Linked DNA regions of Mus musculus: region 2 is linked to region 1. A link is a loop called in an ENCODE intact Hi-C map of the cell type or tissue named here. Cell type or tissue: heart. All regions are shown on one strand. Links, peaks and the distances in the headings refer to the core of each region. The heading gives the core; the rest is flanking DNA.

What was found. A loop is a pair of places that touch in the nucleus more often than their neighbours do. Peaks named below come from ENCODE experiments on the same cell type or tissue, not always from the same donor. Only the 100,000 strongest peaks of a DNase experiment are listed, where the experiment ranks them.
Region 2: it touches region 1 in a loop (2.7-fold over the local background); 1 of 42 quality-filtered maps calls a loop at or near these places.

The regions. Positions count from the first base shown.
Region 1 is chr7:127,611,714-127,619,537 of GRCm38, reverse strand. It overlaps Zfp629 (zinc finger protein 629), which reads left to right and starts at 4,266. Exons shown (of 3, transcript NM_001362196.1): 1 at 4,266-4,455; 2 at 6,765-6,871; 3 at 6,976-7,824. The coding sequence starts at 6,799. In heart, for the core only: a CTCF peak has its summit at 4,876; DNase peaks (open chromatin) are centred at 4,267, 4,897 and 5,757; H3K4me3 peaks cover 2,523 bases; H3K27ac peaks cover 2,172 bases.
Region 2 is chr7:127,704,773-127,712,596 of GRCm38, reverse strand. It overlaps Bcl7c (B cell CLL/lymphoma 7C), which reads left to right and starts at 3,831. Exons shown (of 6, transcript NM_009746.2): 1 at 3,831-4,161; 2 at 4,639-4,717; 3 at 5,056-5,164; 4 at 5,260-5,421; 5 at 6,785-6,870; 6 at 7,422-7,619. The coding sequence starts at 4,070. The coding sequence ends at 7,547. It overlaps Mir762 (microRNA 762), which reads right to left and starts at 4,110; the gene lies at 4,035-4,110. In heart, for the core only: CTCF peaks have their summits at 3,679 and 4,290; DNase peaks (open chromatin) are centred at 3,146, 3,856, 4,306 and 5,246; H3K4me3 peaks cover 2,537 bases; H3K27ac peaks cover 2,470 bases; H3K27me3 peaks cover 36 bases.

The DNA.
Region 1 (7,824 bases), core at 1,883-6,882:
CCCCGCTTTACTTCTGATAGATTGCCCTGAATTTCCTCTAGAATTTTCAGCCCTATCTTAATCACCTGATAACATGTGAAAAGGAACAAAAGGGCTCCTAACATTAGAAAAAATTCAAGGCCAAACATTTTCCACTTTACTTCTGATAGACTGTCTTGAATTTCCTTAGAAAGTTCAAGGCCAGGCTTACCTCGTAAAGCTATACTTACGGGTACTCTCGTTCCCCAGCTGAAAAGTTCTGAATTCATACAGTTGAATCCTTCTTAACAGTCTGCTTTACGGGAACCTTTATTACCGCGACCCGCAGTTCTGGTTCTGGAATGAGGGATCTTCCCTGCGCCAGTCCCGAGTTTTTTCTCGTCCCGGAATTCGGCACCAATTCTTATTAGACGCGTTCTCACGCCCGGCCAGGAAAGACGCAACAGACCAGAATCTTCTGCGGCAAAACTTTATTGCTTACATCTTTGGGAGCCAGGAGGGCAAGCGCCCAGCGCCCAGCCCCAAAAACGAAAAGCCCCTTCAATAATTTTAGGAGCCAGAGCTCTGGCGCGCCGGGGCGCAGAGCGTGCTCTATTGTTTACATCTTTAGGCAGCGAGAGAGCGCAGGGCGCGCAGAGCCAGAGAGATGCCAGCGAGAGAGAAATGGCGGAAACCCCGTCCCCTTTTTTAGGAGCGTTATATTTCGCCTAGGACGCATCACTCCCTGATTGGCTGCAGCCCATGGCCGAGCTGACGTTCACGGGAAAGGTAGAGTACAAGTAGTCATAAAATACCCTTGGCTCATGCGCAGATTATTTGTTTACCACTTAGAACACAGGATGTCAGCGCCATCTTGTGACGGCGAATGTGGGGGCGGCTCCCAACAGTAAATCATTTCTGAAACATGGACAGGGCTTTGTTCAAAAAAAGGCATGGGGAAGGGTCACCTTTATCCTTCCCAAAGTTCCCCTGTCAGAGTCACACACAGATATCATTCGAGCTGCCCATGGGCAAGGAGACATCAGCTTTGCATAGGGTCAGCGCATCACCTGCCTCTCTAGGAGCAGGACCTCCCATTCCTCACTCTCCCTGGGAAAAGGGTTGGCCTGGTGGACTTTTTCTGACCTCTGAGTTCTGGATAAGGGTAGGAGAGTAGGCTTTTACGTACTTATCTTTGAATGAAGTAGCAATTAGCCCAGCTAAAACAGAAAGCAAACAAGCAAAAACAACCCCCAACCCCACCCCCCTCCCCCGCTGGCCTAATTAGCCACTGCTCTGCACCTCCCAGCAGGCAGCTGTCCTGGTTCTCCCTGCCCCAGGGCTGGGCCCAGCTTTTGCAGTCTGTTCAACAAATTGAGTAGGCGCTACAGTTGTTTTGGGCCCCTGGGGGGGGACACAGCAGGGAACACAAAGAACACAAAAGACAAACACCTGCTCAAGCAAAAATGGTTTGTAACCTGTAAAAAGAGATAGCATAGTGTGAGTTCCCAGTCACAGGGTATGGGGAACAAAAGAAGTAGGGAACCAAGGCCTGCAAAGACCTGACTGTGTGGGAGGAGTTAAGGGAACTACTGAGGCAACCTGGAGATGCTCTGACAGGAAAGTGGGTTAAGGGAGCTGGTGCTAGGGAGCCTGGAGCCACACTCTAACCCCAGACGCCTAGAGAACTGTATCCCCTTGCAATACTGAGACTGGGGTTGCTTGAGCTTTAGCTTTCCCATCATGCCCTGGTCAGATAGTCTTTCCAGGATCTTATGATTTCTTCGTATGTGGCACATACACATGTGTGAATACATACAGGTACTCAGCGTGCACACATGCGCACACGCACACACAGAGTCTTGTGAGTCTGGGGTCTTTCAGAGATTCACCAATCAATACCATTCTTAAAAATTATTTTGTTTTATGTATATGAGAACACTGGTGCTGAACTCAAACACACCAGAAGAGGGCATCAGATCCCATTACAGATGGTTGTGAGCCACCCTATGGTTGCTGAGAATTGAACTCAGGACCTCTGGAAGTCAATGCTCTTAACTGCAGAGTCATTTCTCTAGCCCCCTAATTTTTTTTTTTTTAAATAAGAAGCTTTTTAAAAAATGACTGCCAGGAGCCGGGCATGGTAGCACACACCTTTAATTCCAGCACTCAGGAGGCAGAGGCAGGCGGATTTCTGAGTTTGAGGCCAGCATGGTCTACAAAGTGAGTTCTAGGATAGCCAGGGCTATACAGAGAAACCCTGTCTCAAAAAACAAACAAAAACAAAAAAACAAAAACTGCCAGGACCATACCAGGAACCCAGAATTTTCTGCCTATGGCCCAGATTTATTAATACAGAGTTTATAAAGACCCCCCCCCACACACACACACACACAAAGTTACAAAGTGATAGCTTTCGGGGCTCAGGGAGTTAACTCACATCCTGCCTTTATGTAAGCAGTGTCTGACTTCAACAGACATCCTGCAGGTGCCTTAGTTTTCTCCAGCAAGCAAGCAGTTTTTTGTTTTGTTTTGTTTTTTTTTTAAACAAAACTAGTGGTTAGTTCCCAGGACCCATTGTCTTGCAAGGACAATAGAGGCAGTTTCTTAAGTTTAGCTTGCAGTTCAGGGCAGTCCTTATCTTAGGCAAGTTTGCTGTCAGGGTGCATTTTACTAACTAGCAGTTTACAAACTGAAGCAGTTTTCTCATTGATTTGTTAAGTATAGCAGTCTTTAAATTTTGAACGTTATTCATTATTATAAGTCAATATTTATTTATTGGTGTTTTAACATGTAGCCTCACTGTGTAGCCTAGGTTGGTCTTTTCCCCCCATTAATTTATTTATTCACTTTATATCCCCATTGCTGCCCCCTTCTTCCCAGGCCTGCCCCTATCCCCCTTCCCTTCTCTTCTGAGAGGGTGGAGCCTCCCCTGTTTCTATTCCCTCACCCTGGCACATCAAACATAGCTAGATGCATCCTCTCCCACTGAGACCAGACAAGGCAGCCCAGTTAGGGGAACAAAATCCACAGGCTGGCAAAAGCTGTAGAGACAACCCCTGATCCAGCTGTGGAGGACTCACATGAAGACCGAGCTATATACATCTGCTACATGTGTGGGGGAGGGGGGTTTGACCCAGCCAGTATATATTCACCTAGGTTGGTCTTAATTCATGGTGATTTTCCTGTGTCAGCTTGCAGTGCTAGAGTCACAGCTATTCACTCCCATACAGGGCTTGGAATTTATTTATTTATTTATTTATTTATTTATTTATTTATTTATTTATTTAAGGTTTGAAACGAGTCCTATTGTGCATCCCAGGCTGATCCTGAAGTCCAACTCTTGATTCTCCTGCCTCAGCCTACTAATGGCTGAAGATTACAGGTGGTGTGCTTAGCTACTATGGAACTTTTTGAGGGTAGAATGTTCAATTGTTCAACTCTGGTCTCCTCACACCTGGGTTCATTGAAAACTGTGGCCTCGAACTTTACCTCACATCTCATGTCTTGATTAATTTGCCTTGTAAAATGGGGATGATTCTAAGTCCTCTCTCAGGATGTGGTGGGGAGAAAATGAGACACAAGCAGGAACAGTTTGGGAGCCCTGTGAGGTTCCTTGTTTAGAAACAGGGTCTCGCTAGGTAGCCTGGAGCTATGTGGGCCACGAATATTTTGAACCTTCAGGTCCTCCTGCCTCTGTCTCCCAAGCAACGGAATTACAGGAATTCACCACTACTTCTTGCTCCCTAAGTTTATGGAAGGATTGCCCTGCAGTGAGTTGCATACCTTACCACCGAGCTGCTGGGAAGGGGTAATGCTTGCCTACCTTGTCAGTTTCTTCCTCCAGGGAGACCTGACCACCGGTGGGGGGGTGAGAGGTGGGTAAGAGGGTCCGTAGCGCTGGGTAGCCTTGCCTGGCCCATTAGCTTCTGCTCTTACCGCTAGGTCAGCCCACCCAACCTTTGCTTTCACCTCCTAATCACCAACCCAGGCATACCAGCCCCAGTCCTGGGTGAGTCCAAACAAAGGCGGGTCTCAGGGGACCCGCGGCGGCCGAATCTGAGATCAGCTTAACTGAGCGGCTGGCAGAGTCTTTGGAGAGAATGGCCAGAAATCCGAAGACCTTCGCCGGCCTCTGAGCTCCCCCAAAAGCTGATCTTCCGTGATTCCACTAGACACTGGGAGAGGGGCGTCATCAGCCACCTCCTTGCTTCCATACCCACCCCCTCATTTTTTCCCAGGCTGTGGGAGGCAAAGGGTTAAATCCCATAGAGCTGATGTTCTGACTCCAGGCTAGAGGGGCCCGGGAAGCTGGGGTCACTTCCTGCTCCGTCCCAGTCACCCTGAACTGGTCCCCGGGTCCTCAGCCTGGAATCACCCCTTGAGAAGGACCCTAGAGTTCCCGGCATCTAGCCCGTCCCCCGAGGCAGGGCACTTAAGGGGTTAAGTCCCCTGGGGCTGGCCTCTGCCTTTCGGCTTTTCCCAGACCCCAGAGCCGTGAGTTGGGGCCGCCTGGGTTCCCGGGGTGGCCTGGAGGCCCGGGACAGCCGCCGGGGAACAATAGGGCCAAGGAGGCGGCGACGGGCGAGGGGCGCAGGCCGGGCCCGGGGCGGCGGGGGACGGCGGCCGGGGGATTGTGAGAACCGCGCGGGGACCGCCGTGGGGGAGGGGAGGCGCGCGCGCCCAGAGAGCGAGTCCGGCCGGGGGCGGCGAGGCGGCCGCCGCTCTCCCGGAGCCGGGCAGCCTGGGCGTCCGCGGCGGGGAGGGAACGCCGGCGGCTCGCCTGGGCTTTGGGAGCCGGGGACAGGGTGGGTGCTCCCGGCCGGAGGCGCTCAAGTCTTGGTCCGCCGGGGTGCGGGGGGCGGCGTCGAGGGCGGTCCCGCTGCCTCCTGGTCAGGGTCACCCTGGGCCGCGCGCACCTCCGCGGGAAGGCAGCCGTCTCCGGCAGTCCTTCCCGCCTCGGTCCTCTGGGGGTCGTCCGGGGCAGGAGGCTGGCGCTCTTGGGCCTGGGCTGGTTCCCAGTAGTAGTCGCCTCGCAGTCTTTGCTACTTCTTGCATGTGGCCTGGTTATTAACTCTTTCCCTTCTACGGTAGGCCCTTGAGTTTTAAGTTTCTCTGTCCAAGTATCTAAGCTCCTACCTGTTCTCGGTCAGCTCAGCAGGGTAACCTTCTCCTCTCCGGGGGGCCCCCATCTCTCCCTAAAAACACTTAGAGATAGGGGATGGCTAACTCACTTCTCGGCTGCATTAGCAGTTGGTCAGCTGTCCATTGCTTCACCTGCTTCACACCCCAGCTACCTCTTGGTGAGCTTTGTCCTCTTTGTCCCTGTGCACAAAGTACCTATGCACACTGTCACCCCGAGGGTAGATTATTCCAGGGATTCCGTTAGATGTCAGCGCCCTCCTGCAGCCCTGTTCTCTCTCCTGGGGATCACCCCCGGGATTTTGAGTGACAGATATGACTCCTTCCCCTGGGGGCTCACTCTGACGAACTTATGTCACTTTTCTGACATCGATCTGCAAACTGATCTTAAAAGACACTGAACAAGATAGGCTGGCTTTCTGGGAGCATGAGGTGTCCAGCTCACTCAGTCCTCCAGCAGAGTTTTTACTGGGTACTTGTCCTAGGTGTGTGATGAAGCATCAACAAAAAGAATAAGGCAGAAGGATGGGTCCCCAGGTGTGTGTCTGGGTGGCTTTGGGGACATCCGTACCTAGAGCTCAGAGACGCAGCCTCTCAGACCTCCTCACTGGGTCTGACTTTTGCAGCCGAGGGAACTGGGCTTCCCTGCACTTTTCTGGCTCATTCTCGGGCTTCCGAGCTCTCCTCCTCTCCTGCCAGGAGACCACAAGTAGGAGTCTCATGTGACTGTCAAGGTCAACCCATGCCACAGGGCAAGCCAAACACAGAACGCGGAATTTGTGGTCTTAGCCCTGTTACTTCCCGCCTTGGGGCCTTGGAGACATTTCCCCCAGTGTCTACTTACTAATCTGTAAAATGGACAAATGACTCTTAAGTCTCTCAAGGCAGTGAAAGGAAGAAGACACCTGGTAGTCACCTATGCTCTCTACACACTTGCTTCCCTCCCCTCCTTGCTTGTCCTTTCTCCTTCATTTTGTTTGAGACAAGGTCTCGGGTAGCTGGGACTGACCTTGACCTTGACCTTCTGATCCTCTGGTTTCCATCTCCCAAGTATGCCACCGAGTCAGGCTCCCCTTTTCCTTGCCTTCGTCTCCTGTAGGAGCCCCTGACTTCAGACTCCCCTTCCCACCCATAGGCTATCCTCTGTGCTTGGAGAATGGCAAACTGCCCCCACTCTTTGTGAGTAGTTGTCCCTTCAGGGAAACTTTTTTTTTTAACCCCTTAAAAAGAGTCAGTCTCAGTTCTCTCTGGGGCTCATAAGGGAAAAGTTTATTGCTCTCAATTAGCAGTCCCATAAAGGAAGAAAATTGGAGTCTTAATGAGCTTCCTCTGATTTGCAAAATAACACGTTTCCAGGCCTCTGGGCATCAGATGTGTGGGGTGAAAGCCTGCCTCCCATCTGAATGTTGGATAGCGCTCCAGCCTTCAGTGCAGGTACAGAGGGTTATGACGATGGGGTTTCCATTGCCTCTCCATTCACCGACTTGCTTCATTGCAATCTGGAAGATTTGCAGTATTTGGAACCAGGCCTTTGAGACTAAGGGGCTCAGTGAGAAATGGTGTCGGAGAAGTGAGTGGCGGCAGGTCCCCGAGAGTCACACAAGTGGGAGCACAAAGAAAAGCACTAAACCTGGTCCCATTGTGTACCCATCTCTCCCCACCAGAGACCCTGGAACCTTCACAGTCTGCAGCCGTGGGATGGAGCCTGAGACGGTGCTGTGGGGCCCGGATCTGCAGGGTCCTGAAGAGAGCCAGAATGAGGCTCATAGAGGTGAGGGGCACAAGGGACTGTGGGCAGTCACAGGGGAGGGAAGAGAGACCAGACCCCATGTTCTGAAAGGAGATGGGGGCTGGAGACTCCCTTTCTGTCTGTAGGTGCTGGAAGTGGGAACGAAGAGGAGAGCCCTCAGCAGGAAAGTTCTGGGGAGGAGATCATCCTGGGAGATCCGGCTCAGAGTCCAGAATCCAAGGACCCATCAGAGATGCCCCTGGAGAGCCCCTCCCAGGATGCCTCAGCCCCTCAGGATTCCCCAACCCCCCTGGGTTCTTCCCCCTTAGATCACCAGACCCCTATGGACCCATCAGCCCCCGAGGTAGTCCCTTCCCCGTCAGAGTGGACCAAGGCCTGTGAGACCAATTGGCAGTGGGGAACCCTCACCCCCTGGAACAGCACACCTGTAGTCACTGCCAGTGAACCCAGCCTGCGGGAGCTGGTGCAGGGACGCCCATCTGGGGCCGAGAAGCCATACATCTGCAACGAGTGTGGCAAGAGCTTTAGCCAGTGGTCCAAACTGCTGCGGCACCAGCGAATCCACACGGGGGAGCGGCCCAACACGTGCTCAGAGTGCGGCAAGAGCTTCACGCAGAGCTCGCACCTGGTGCAGCACCAGCGCACACACACAGGCGAGAAGCCTTACAAGTGCCCCGACTGTGGCAAGTGCTTCAGCTGGAGCTCCAATCTAGTGCAGCACCAGCGCACGCACACGGGCGAGAAGCCCTACAAGTGCACGGAGTGCGAGAAAGCCTTCACACAAAGCACCAACCTCATCAAGCACCAGCGCTCCCACACCGGGGAGAAGCCCTACAAGTGTGGCGAGTGCCGACGTGCTTTCTACCGCAGCTCGGACCTCATCCAGCACCAGGCCACGCACACAGGTGAGAAGCCCTACAAGTGCCCGGAGTGCGGCAAGCGCTTTGGCCAGAATCATAACCTGCTCAAGCACC
Region 2 (7,824 bases), core at 1,087-6,086, 94 kb before region 1:
TTCCTTGGCCCAGAGCTCAGTAACCGGCTTGTGAGCTTAGACTGGGAAGGGGCCAGAATTGGGAGGCAGGTGTTGGCACAGTGAATGGGAACTTGGGCCTTTAAGGCAGTTCTGTGTCCTGTTGGGAGGAGACTCAGGCTCAGACCTGAGGTAGAGCCTGTTTATTGGCTGCTTTGGAGGGAAAAGCTGGGAAACCTGAGAGGAAAGGTGCAAGGCTGGCAGGAGAAGAATGCAGGCAGGACTTCCTTTTTGGGGAAGACAAAGAGAGGCCAGGGAAGCCTTGTTTAGATTAGGGTCCACCTAAGGCACGCACCCCCTGGTCTAGTTATCTTAAATGCCTTCTAATTTCTCTGTCACACTGATCAGAAGTGAGACTGTTCCTCACCTTACCGTTAGAGACCCTCGCACGCACACATCTGTGTGTGTACTAAGGCATTCAGACCCAGCCTTCTACACAGGCAAGCACGAGCTTCAGGGAGGTCACACCCGAACAGCAACTCATTAACGTTGGGGTAGACACGGAAAGGACTGGACACACTTGCCTCTATAATTGGTTCCCAAGCACCTACTCTTGTCTTTGGCTCTGGCACAGAGAGGACCCAGATGATGAGGCGTCAGATGAAGGAGTATAGGCATATATTTTTTTTCTTTTTGCAACCTACTTTTAATAAACGTTTAACCTCTCCTCTTGCCCACCACCCATGAGAGGCAGTGGAAGAGAAAAGTTGTTAGAATATGGGGGAGGTGGACCTTCTCAGCAATAGTTCTTTGGGGGGCAAGCTTGGTCTCCTTTGTCAGCAGTTCAGTCCCATAGCAAACACCAAACACTCAGCAGCTACAGTCCAGTCCTCTAGGCAGGCAGACGCCATGCACAAACCAGCAGCTGTAGTTTAATCCTGAAGAAACTGCAAGGCTCACCAACTGGCCCAAGGCCACTGAAGCAGCAGCTGCCACAGGAACCTCAGGAGCAGCTCTTGGCTGGGTTTCTCTCAATGGTGGTGTAACCACAAGTTGAGCTCAACAACAGTATGTAAGGTGAACCAATACACTCGTGTTCTTAGGGAAGTACAGCAAGGCGGAGCAAACCACACCAATGCTCAGTGTCCCACTGACCCTGGGGTCACATTTCTACTCCTTCATCATGGGACCTTTCACCTGTGTCTGCTTCAGGACAACATTCTTTCATGTGTCTGCTTAACAAGACATCCTTTCACCTGTGTGCCCCAGCAAACTATCATTTGATATAACTGACTTTCCAAACCAGAAGTTTCCACTTGAGTGGAGCTTGTGAGAAAGGAAACTGGAAAAGCCTGCGTGAGAGGGTTAACACAAGCAGACTGTCAGAACAAAGTTCACTGGCAGAGCACACCATAGGTGAATGGTGAGGCCACAATGTCAGCAGTGGCCACACACACACACTAACCAGCAGTATGTATTGGGTATTCATGTGTGCCAAGCACTATCCTGAATGCTTGTATATACACATTAACTCATTCCATAATAGAGGAGGCAATGAGACAAATGACTTGCCCACGGTCACGCAGGTGTGACAAGCAGAGATTTTACTTCTTACCGTTTGGAAACGCTGCCAGTCATGGTGGACATGGTCACACCAAAACGTCACAGACACCCCTCACACACATAGCACAGCAGACTCGTCCTATCTAGTGACAGCGCAGCTTCAAATAAAAATCATGCGAGACACTCTCATCTTCTTCCCTTTCATTTGAGTGTGTGTCGGGGCCATGTGTGCGTCTGAGTGGGTGCTGGAGGAGACAAGAAGGCATGGACTCCCCTGGAGGGGATTTACAGGCAGTGCGACATGGGTGCTGGGAACCAAACTACTATTCTCTGGGAAAGCAGTAAGAGCTTTTAACCAGGAAGCCACGTCGTCGTCTCCAGCCCCCGCTTTCTTTCTTTCTTCTTGAGATTGGGTCTTACTATGTATCTCATTATTGGACCAGGCTGACCTCAAACATGTAGAGATCTGTCTGCCTCTGCCTCCTGGGTGCTGGGATTAAAGTGTGAGCCACCACATCTGGCCTTTTTTCTTTTAAAGGAAAAACCAAAACGTCTCTCATTTATTTTGCCTGTGTATGATGTGTAAGAGGTGTGGAGGTCTGAGAGCTGTCAGGAGTGGGTTCCCTCTTCTATCACATGGGCTCCCAATTTTTGAGCTTGGGTCATCAGGCTTTGTGGCAAATGCCTTATTCACTGAGACATCTTGACAGCATCCATTTTAAGTAAACCTTTAGCTGAACTATAATAGACACAAGAAATATTACACAAGTATTAAATGTACATCTTGACAGACTTAAGACCAGTGTGACAAGCGGGTCCCAGAAACCCCTTCTTTTGCTTGGTAGTCCCAATAGTGATCACTGTCCAGACCCCCCCCCCAAAATGTATTTGTTTTCTGTTATATATAGAATTATATGTAGGTATGTATGTATATAATTCTAATTATTCTAATTATTATTCTAATGCATGCTGTCACATCTGACTTCTTTCATCCAAGATCTCTCTTCACTGTTGCACATAGCTGGACTCTGGTGATTCTGGCTGTTCTGTCCGTGTCCATGGTAGAAATAGGTTGTAATTGCTTTTCCATTCCATTCTTTTTTTTTTTTTATAAAGATTTATTGTTATAGCTGTCTTCAGACACAACAAAAGAGGCCGTCAGATCTCATTATGGGTGATTGTGAGCCACCATGTGGTTGCTGGGATTTGAACTCAGGACCTTTGGAAGAGCAGTCAGTGCTCTTACCCACTAAGCCATCTCGCCAGCCCCTTCCATTCCATTCTTTGTGTTGTTTCCAGGTTGTTGCTACTGTGAAAAGAGTCCCAAACTTTCCAGTATTCATATCTTGGTGTTCATACAGACACCACATTTTGTCCTAGTGAGGTTTCTAGTGATGTAATAAACACCATGACCAAAAGCACCTCGTGGAGGGAAGAATGTAGTTCAGCTTGCAGTGATAGTCCGTTATGAAGTCAGGGAAGGAACTTAAAGCAGGAACCTGGAGGCAGGGACTGAAACAGAGACCTTGGAGGAATACTGCTTGCTGACTTACTCCCCAAAGCTTGTCCAGCCTGCTTTCTTAGAGTGTTCAGAGGTGGCACTGCCCTCAGTGGTGTGGGCTCTGCCACATCAACTACCATCAAGAAAATGGCCCCACAGACTTACCCATAGGGCATCTTGATTGAGGCCCTTTCTCCACCAAGGTTCCCTCATCCCAGCTGACCTAGTTTATGTCAGGCTGACAAAAAACTAGGCAAGCACACATTTCTTCTGTTGAGTGTTGATAGCTTGGGAGTGGAAAGTGTTGGAAAACGGGGTTGGTATAAGTTTTTCACTGGAAGACTATCAGTTTTCCAAAGTATCTCTACCAATTACACAACCTGATTCAAGGAATGCCAAGTTGCTCTGCTACCCCATCTACATGGTCTTTCTCATTCCCGCCATTCTGGCTGAGGAGGCCCGCTCTCCACTCGCAGCGTCTGGCGCGTACTTGGCACTGTTCATGGGACTGTTCAATGAATGAATGAACAAATTAAGTTGGGCAGCGTAGAATCAAACAGCCTGGAGAGGGCAGACGCGCGCACAGAGCATTTCAGGGACGCCCACCCGCCGCGGACGCACACCAGGACAGTCCCTCTCGCGCACCCCTGAGCCCACGTGGCCGGAACGCACCGCCTCGCTCGGGCCGCGCGCGTCCAGCCGCACAGCTGCCCCCCAGCTCTCCCTCTCCGTGGCTGGCAGAGGGCGCTGTGCGTCCGTGCGCCCCGAGGGGCGGGCCCGGGCCGGGGCGGGGCTGGCCGGGCTTCCAGGCCGGGGCTCTAGCAGCCCGCGCCGCCCGGGCCGCTCCGGGGACGGGCCGGGGCGGGGCGCGGTCTTAGGAAGCCAGGCGGGGACGCGCGGAGGCGTTGGGGAGCGAGGGAGGGCGCGGCCAACTCCCGGAGGGACGGCAGGCCGAAAGAGCGGCGCTGGGGCCTGGCGCTCAGCCTGAGATCGCCGGACCACAGGCCGCCCCGCCACGGGCTCTGTCCCGGCCCCAGCCCCGCCAGCATGGCCGGCCGGACCGTGCGGGCCGAGACCCGGAGCCGGGCCAAAGATGACATCAAGAAGGTGATGGCGACCATCGAGAAGGTCCGGAGATGGTGAGCGCTGCCCCCGGGCCAGGGATACAGCCAAGCCACCTCCTCCAAACGCGTCCGCCCTTTCCTGGCCCGCTGCCCCCGCCCACCAGCTGTGCTCTGAATCGACAGGGCGCCCCCTTTCCCCGGCAATTCCCAGAGGTCTACAAAGCGTGGTCCGGAGTGGTGCTTTCCCTGAGCGGGAGCCCTCATCTATGCCCCGCCCCCTGAAGCTTTTGACACTCTAGCAAGCTTGGCCCCGGGTCTTCATTGCCAGAGTCCCTGGCCAGGCCTTGGTGGCGCCCTGCTGAGTGCCCCAGGTGTCTGCAAAACCGCAGCTCCAAGTTATATCCGTTTCTGCTTTGCCCTGGGGTTTGAGGGCTCTTTCTGCTTCTGTGCCAGTGTTAGCGAAGCTGTCCCTACCCTAGCACACCTCCCTGACCTCCAGTCTGTGGGGCTCATCCTTGGGCCTCCCTGATCCAGTCTCCTGACCTCCCACAGGGAGAAGCGCTGGGTGACTGTGGGAGACACTTCCCTTCGAATCTTCAAGTGGGTGCCTGTGGTGGATCCCCAGGAGGAGGTGAGCAAGCCCCAACCCCCAACAGGCCTTGCATCTGTGCAGCCTCAAGCAATTTCCCTCCCAGCCTTGGCCTCCACCTTCAGTCGGCTTGGAGACTCCAGTGTGGAGCCCAGGCAGATGGTAACGATTATTAGGGGGCGCGAGCGCACTTACACACACACACACACACACACACACACACACACACACACTTTCTCCAAGTTCAAGGCCTAACTCAATCTACACAACCTGATGCAGCACCTTTCGCTTCTCTGAGCCTAGGTTTCCTTATTCGTATTGAAGGGCTTTGTAAGAGCTCCCTAGACAACTAGCTCTGATCTTACCTCTCTAACCCCCAGGAGAGGCGGCGGGCAGGAGGCGGGGCAGAGAGATCCCGTGGCCGGGAGAGACGTGGTAGGGGCACCAGTCCCAGAGGGGGAGGCCCCCTCATCCTACTGGATCTCAATGGTATGTAGAGATTCTGGAATGGAGTTGGGTGGGGGGGACTGAAGGAATCCCCTGGGGATCTCTGGCTAATTAACGCGCGGCTTTTGCTTCATCAGATGAGAACAGCAACCAGAGTTTCCATTCTGAAGGTTCATTGCAAAAGGGTGCTGAGCCCAGCCCTGGGGGGACGCCCCAGCCCAGCCGCCCTGGATCACCAACTGGACCCCCAGAAGTGATTACTGAAGATACTCAGCCCCCACAATTGGGTCAGGAGAGAGGTAGGGCCCTGTGGCTCTCAGGAGCCCTCTCATCAAAGTTGAACCCACCATCCTGTCCTTGTTTCTTATATTATGTCCTCTCACCCGGTCCCGCCTCCCTCAGGGAATCTTCCCTGACCCTGGCAGAGATCACCTCCAGCTGTGCCTCAATCCTCCGGCTTCTTAGATCTGTAGGGAGCATATCACCAGCTGACTTTTTTTTTTTTTTTTTGCAGATTTATTTCTTTGCTTGCTTATTGTCTTTTTCTGTTATCATCTCCTGTCAGCCATACCGATCTTGATCATGTGGGATGCGTAATAGATGTTCAGGGAATAAATAATTCCAATAATCATAGGGATTAATAGCAGTAGATTAACAGCTAACAGAACCGCTTGTCTGTGAGTCGTTCCTCTGAGCACTCCGAAGTTCTGTTGTTTGTTTTCGCATTTAATCTTCACTGTCATCTTTTGGGACCAATGATTCTATCATGAGTCCTCTCTGTACACGAGGAGACCAACATCCAGAGAAAGATGCCCAGACTTAAGAGCCAGTGAGCAACACCTTGGGCCTGAGCCTTCTTCAGCTCCTCTGTCTTCAAATAGTCCACCCCTTGTCTGGTCAGTACCACTTCCCAGGCGTGCCTGACTCCTGTGCCTTTGGCTCTGCCTTCTCGTTTCTCCCTTGTACCTGCTCTGGCCTCCACGCCTGTCCCCGGTGGCTGCAGAGCAGCTCTCCTAAAGCACACGTTCGAGACGGCTATTTTCCTGCCTCACATCCTTCTTCGGCTCCCCGCAGCCTCTGGTTCCTTCACTTCACACTGAGGCCTTGACAAACTGTTGCCGCCAAAATTGTTCCCCTGTCAAGAACACCATGACATGGCCCCTGGGCCATACCGAGATTGTTCCAAATACTTTTGCTAATATAAACGGATAGGGCAGGGGAAGCGTCCAGTGGTAGGTGCTTATCTGACATGCCTAAGGCCCTGAGCCCCATCTCTACTACCACAGAAATGTAAGAAATGAATGAGTAAGTGAATGAATGAACTTGCTACCTGGCACTTACTGAGCAGCTCCACCCTTGACCCCCACACACAGCAGCCTCTCGTGGTCTGACTGACACTATTTCCATTCTGCAGATGATTTAGGATCCGTGGTTGCTAAGCATCTATTTCTGTCTGCCTAAGTTCTGCTCTACCTCTGTTGTCTCCTGGCTCACTCCCCACTAACGAGATCCAACCTGACTGAGTCTGCCTTCCTTGGCAACTAGGGATCCCCCTCTGCTGCTGCCATATGTGACCAGTGCCTGCCTGCTTCTTTTGTCCCTGATCCATTCTCCCACCACAGAGTAGCTGCTTAGGAAGTCTCTCTTTGCTTGGTATTACAGATCCAGGGGGGACACCTGCAGGCGGTACTGATGAACCCCCAAAGCTGACCAAGGAGGAGCCTGTTCCAGAATTGCTAGAAGCTGAGGTGAGAGAGGCCAGAGTCTGCACTCTGGCCTTGTGGGGACTGGAGGCTTTGGGGAAGCAGGGAGACTTGGTGCTAGGCTTAGCTGGAGGTTGGATTCTTGGGTGAAGAGTATTACAGACAGCACCCTGAGGGCTGCATCATGGCTGGTAGAAGAGCAGCGAGAGCCTGGAATGATCTTGGTGCTCCTCTAAGGACTTAAAAAATAAATAAATAAATCTAGGCTCAGAATGCAGCTTGGTGGAACGTCACTTCCTAAGCGTGCGCAAGAGCCTGGGTCCCCTGCGTTGCACAGACACACGTCCTGAGCTGTAAACTTAGCCTACGACAGTGCCTTCCCCTAGAAGAACTACCTTGATTTGCTTTTCAGAAAAATCAAGTTCTTTCCCCCAAACACTGTTGCTATTGTTTTTGGTGCCTTACCCTACATTCTGGTTACCCGGTCCTGGGCCAGACTCTGGGTTCCCACGGGAGCAGAGTGGAAAAGGCAGAGGCTAGGAGGCTGTACTCTCGGGTTAGAGTGGAGCTCACACCTGTCCGCCCTTCCTCTTCAGGCCCCCGAAGCTTACCCTGTCTTTGAGCCAGTGCCATCTGTCCCTGAGGCAGCCCAGGGTGACACAGAGGACTCGGAGGGCGCCCCCCCACTCAAGCGCATCTGTCCAAATGCCCCTGACCCCTGAGAAGCCGCCTGCCTCCTGTCCTGTTGCTCCAGGGGCCCCTTTGGCTTTTTATAAATAAAGACCCTTTTGTAATTTTGTGTCATGTCATTTCCCTGTCGAGGCTGGGGAGGGTCTTTGGAGACAGTTTTGGCTCATGCTCTGTTCCTCAGATGGGGTCACGAGGCTCTGAGATGGCCTGTAGTCACGCCATGATTACATGTGGGGTGAGGGCTTGAGCCAGGACCTCGCCTCCCTTGCACCCCCACCTTGCCCTTCAGCGACCTTTACCCTGCCCAGG